2 separate regions of the Homo sapiens genome follow, and region 1 is linked to region 2. Evidence: read pairs that join two places in POLR2A ChIA-PET (ENCODE). Cell type or tissue: GM12878. All regions are shown on one strand. Region 1 overlaps STT3B (STT3 oligosaccharyltransferase complex catalytic subunit B). Region 2 overlaps STT3B (STT3 oligosaccharyltransferase complex catalytic subunit B).

Region 1 (2,500 bases), 86 kb before region 2:
GGGAGGCTGAGGCAGGAGAATCTCTCGAACCCGGGAGGCGAAGGTTGCAGTGAGCCGAGATCGCGCCACTGCACTCCAGCCTGGGCAACAAAGAGCGAAACTCCGACTCAAAAAAGAAAATATGTTTTGCTTCATTTTTTATATATATGAAAACGCATTTCTGACACATTATCATTTAGCTAAATTTGTACCATTTGAAAGTATACATCTCTGTTTTAAAGAGCTACTTAATTTAGGTATTCTGCATATAGTTTTAATGTTGACATTTCTTAATTAAATGTTTATATTCATAATGTTAGATAATCTTGCTTAGTAGTAAGGAGATTTGTATAATAATGGACTGTCTCCTGTGCCTTACCGTGAATGGAGATTTGTCAGTATGAATCTAATATAATGTCTAATTCAGGTGACTTAATGAGAGAATCAGGTTTCAGACAAAAAAAATACCTTGTTCTTGTTTTTTTTTCATGTCTTTTGAAGATCTCACGTAGTTAGGCATCTCATTCATTCTTATCTGATTCTTACAGTCATTCTTTTTGAAAAGGTTAAAAGGAGGGGGATGTGTAGATTGCCTGCCATTATTACTTTGGGCTTTTAAAGCTTTTCGGGGCTTTTAAATCTAGTTTTCTTCTATAGCTACTAATAGTCGCAACACTTTAACTGGTCTGTAGCTGAACACTCTAGTGTTTCTAGTTTGGGAGTTGCTCAGATCACCATCATATCATATAGCAATGGCACAGACCTTTAATAATATTTAAATGTTACTCTCAGGCTGTGCATCCACAAACCGATTTATTCTGGCCTGCTCATACCTTCCCTGACCTCTTTTTCCATATCTCTATCAATGGTTTCATTTCTGCAAGTCGTTTTAGTGAAGGGTTTACTTTCTCTGTGAGCTATTTCTTTAAATTTTACAGTAGTTCTTAAATTGTGTAAAAGACTCAAGTTAGCTGCTGAAAGTGACGTCACAGAGTTATACTTGTTTTTTAAATTTGTCACCCAAGTTATTTATCTTACCAGTTGTCATAAGGGGTGATGTGTGATTTATTTATTGAAGTACACTGCACTTTTTTAACATTTAGCAACATTTTTGGTAACAATTTGACTTCACTTTAGTAATTCCTCCCTTATCAGCTGAGTTGAACAGATAGGAGGAAGCAGTTTGAAAATATATTGTCTGTACTTGCCAAACGTTTGGTTAATCAGCCACTTTAACAGCACTTAACTATACCTTTTTATCTGGAACAAAATGTGTTTTCTACATATTTTTATTGTAAGAGATAATACTTTTACTTTATATTAGCCAGATACCTTCTCCATATCCATTATCTTGTTCAATTGTGGTAGCCTTTCCCATAGAAGCAATGAAGTTCCCTATGTGAGAGCTCTTTTTTCCCTGCCTTAGCAGGTTATAAAGTGGGTTCTCCCTAGAGAGAATTCTCTGAGCCTTAGGTTTTGGCTGTAGTTAGCAAAAATGCAGCAGACGCCTTTTTGCTGGGCAGAAAGTTGCAAGTTAGAGTTGGAACTTAGAATGCAATTTTTCCGAAGAAACTATGGTATAAATTGGTTAATTAGTACAGATGTGTTTTCAAAGGAATGATAAACCTTTGGAACATAAGCTGTTAGAAGTTGGGGACTACTTCCTGTACTTTGAGGTCTCCATGTTTTCCTTCACTTTGCAGATGACAAAAAGAGGCTGTTGACCTCAGTTCTGAAGAAGACAAATTGGTAGCCAAACCAGTTTTAGAACACAAACGTCCCCAAATCTTAAAAAGTCACTTTGTGGGATCATTAGCATCAGCAGTCCAGCTGCACTTCAGACCAGGTATCACTGTTACTGATTGCATTGACAATTAAATTGTATGAATTTATGATAAGATTGGTGCTACTCCCATTTCGGTTGAGTGTGATGGCTTCCATAAGTAGTAATCATAGATTTCATGATGTATAGGCCCTACGGTAGTTAGGGTCTGTCATGAATGCCCTTGGGACTTTTCCTTCCCCCTTTATGGTTTTCATATCGTAAAGGTTAACTTGGGTAGGACTGCATGCCCCTTACTGCCATGAGTAGTTTGCATAAAGACAACATTGGTTATAAACATTAGAAGCTCAATATAAGGATTTACATCATAATCTCTGACCCAGTTGTTAATGAATATGGGCTAACTTAACTAGCCCTTCTGTACCTAATCAATTTTTATACTCTCTATAAGTTTTGAGTGTTTGAGAAAATGTTAACATTTATCTTTATTGTTATATCTTAGTATTCGTCTGTGCACACGTGCTCTCCGAAATGAAGGATGGAAAGGTTAATATTATTCTCAAGTGACCAAATCATGTTTTTCCCCTCAATTTGTTTACTTTTAAAACTTAATGATCTTAGGGAGTGAAAATACTGCAGTTAACTTGAATTATAAAGACCCCACAATTCAACAGACCTATTGCTAAACTATTATAAAAATTTTCAAATGCACAAGAAAGTTGAATTTTATAGTGAACA
Region 2 (2,500 bases):
ACTTACGTTCTTCTCATCCCGTTTTTGTTTTAAAGCAGGTTTTATGCCAGATATTGGCACTGGCTTTTTATAGATTTTAAATCTATAAATTTATTTTGCCTGGAGATGTCATGCACAAATATGTTTTTATCTGCCAGCTATGGGTTTTTTATGATGTTATTGACAAATAGTGAATTAAGTCTAATTCTTCATAACTAATTAAATTTGAATCATATACATTTTTCTAAACTGTGGATGTGTAGGTTTTATTTAGTGAACACTAGTTATAATTTCTAAATGTGGCTAATTAATCAGTTGTTCAGTAGTATCAATTTAGAAACAATTAGATCGTTTGTGAGACATTTATATAATTCCAGGTTGGTTTTATAGTTTTAAGTATCTAGTTCAGTTTCCTGGGAACTTTTTCCCTCCAACATATTGTAAGAGAATTTGTCTTTGCAGTTGCTCTATATGCAATCAGTGCTGTCTACTTTGCTGGAGTGATGGTGCGACTGATGTTGACTTTGACTCCAGTCGTGTGTATGCTGTCTGCAATTGCCTTTTCAAATGTTTTTGAGCACTATTTGGGGGATGACATGAAAAGGGAAAATCCACCTGTGGAGGACAGCAGTGATGAGGATGACAAAAGAAACCAAGGAAATTTGTATGATAAGGTGGGGAATCTAAAGTAAGGCCTTTAAATTGTCTATGTCCTTTCTTAATTTTTCCACCACAGTAAGAACTATACATATCAAGAAATGTTATTAAATGATGATTTGGACAAACTGTGACTTTTCTAGTTGGTCTCCACTGTTTGCCTCAAAATATGAATCCTGGTCAGTCCTTTAGCTCAGAGTTAGAAAATAGAATGTAATCAGAGAAGGAATTCCTCTTTTTGGTAATTTGTTATCTAAATACTTAAGATATATACCCTTGTTAATATACCCTTCCATTTTTGAGAGCAAAAACTTTATGCTGTACTAAATTACATAACATTTGGCACTGTAAACCCCTCTGAAACCATGTGGACAGACAGGTGCTTATCCTTGAGGTCCATACTCAGTGCATACTTTCAAAATATTTTGGAAGTGACATTTGATTGGTTGAACAGTAAAATGAAGGGAGCAAAATGCCTTTTTTAAAACCCTCCAGTTCGTTAGCAATAGGTAACTGGCCAATACAGGTAATTTATTTTTAATCTATAGTTTCTCAGTTGGTGCAAGTGTGAAAAGGACTTGTAAGAATTAGAGCACTTGTCTTGGATGACATATTAAACTTTGCTATTTGAATATTGCCTGGATTTTAAAATACTAATAAATTAAACTTCCCAGTATCAGTAATAACTTTGAAATTCTTTCCTTCTATAAGATGAATGTAATTCATAAAGATGTGTGTTAATAAACCCACATTCCTGATTTTTGTGTTTGTTGTTATTGTTGGGGTTTTTTTGTTGCTTTGTGGTTTCTTAACCAGCCTTGAAATTTAGAAGTTGTGACTTTTTCTATTCTCTCTTCCCTTTTCTGTTGGGGAAGGTGATTTTTTAAGGTAATCGTAGTTTTAACAAGTCTGTTGGTTTTAGGGTTTCGAAATCGGAAGACTGATTCTGTTAATGCAGTTTTTTCCTATACTAAAGTGGTACATGGTCAAAATTATAGCTGAGCATTGCCATTTTCAGGATGTGGAATTCAGATTTTATAAGAATTTACATATTAAGATTTCACCAGAATGGGGTCATTTGGTTAATCTCCTTTGTATTTAATTAAAGTATAAGGACAACTGGGTTTGAAAGCAGCTTCTTACTGGAGATAATTATTTTGCTCTGTGACCAGTTTCTGGATTGGTATATTCCCAGGAAACCTTATTCACGTTTGACTTAGAAAACACTCCATCACCCACATAAGAATATCTGATGGTTATACATTTTCTGAGTCATAGAATTAAATTGATAGATAAACAGTCTCTCAACTTTTTCCATTGAGTATCTTAATGAAGCAAGTCAAATAATGAATTTGTCTAACCAATTTTTTTAATATCTTTAGGCAGGTAAAGTGAGGAAACATGCAACTGAACAGGAAAAAACTGAAGAGGGATTAGGCCCTAATATAAAAAGCATTGTCACCATGTTGATGCTGATGCTATTGATGATGTTTGCTGTCCACTGTACCTGGGTCACAAGCAATGCCTACTCTAGTCCAAGTGTAGTCCTGGCCTCATACAATCATGATGGGTAAGAAAATAACTCGGATACAAAAACATTTTATACTTACACTTCTTTTTCGTTGTCTCAAAGGATATAATTAAAAAATAGAATGTTGTTTGTGAGATTCTGCATTTGCTTGTTTTTAATTTTTTATTTTAATTTTGGTAGGTACACAGTAAATACATAATTTTATGGGGTACATTCTATTTATGTCTTTTGATACAGGCATGTGTAATAATCACGTGTAAAATGGGGTTTCCATCCCCTCAACTATTTATCCTTTCAGTTACAAACGATCAAGTTACACTCTTAGTTATTTTT

The links. Peaks named below come from ENCODE experiments on the same cell type or tissue, not always from the same donor. Only the 100,000 strongest peaks of a DNase experiment are listed, where the experiment ranks them.
Region 1: POLR2A ChIA-PET joins it to region 2 with 6 read pairs; 11 of 35 experiments call an interaction of 5 or more read pairs at or near these places.

What each region holds. Positions count from the first base shown.
Region 1 is chr3:31,535,616-31,538,115 of GRCh38, forward strand. All of the region lies in intron 1 of STT3B (STT3 oligosaccharyltransferase complex catalytic subunit B), which reads left to right. Among named protein-coding and RNA genes, the nearest start is that of STT3B, 3.9 kb to the left of the region's middle. RefSeq lists an enhancer at 1-483. In GM12878, no CTCF peak of the experiment used is centred here; no DNase peak of the experiment used is centred here; H3K4me3 peaks cover 2,500 bases; H3K27ac peaks cover 200 bases.
Region 2 is chr3:31,621,656-31,624,155 of GRCh38, forward strand. STT3B (STT3 oligosaccharyltransferase complex catalytic subunit B) reads left to right here. Exons shown (of 16, transcript NM_178862.3): 10 at 442-653; 11 at 2,019-2,206. Among named protein-coding and RNA genes, the nearest start is that of OSBPL10-AS1, 81 kb to the right of the region's middle. In GM12878, no CTCF peak of the experiment used is centred here; a DNase peak (open chromatin) is centred at 1,506; H3K27ac peaks cover 465 bases.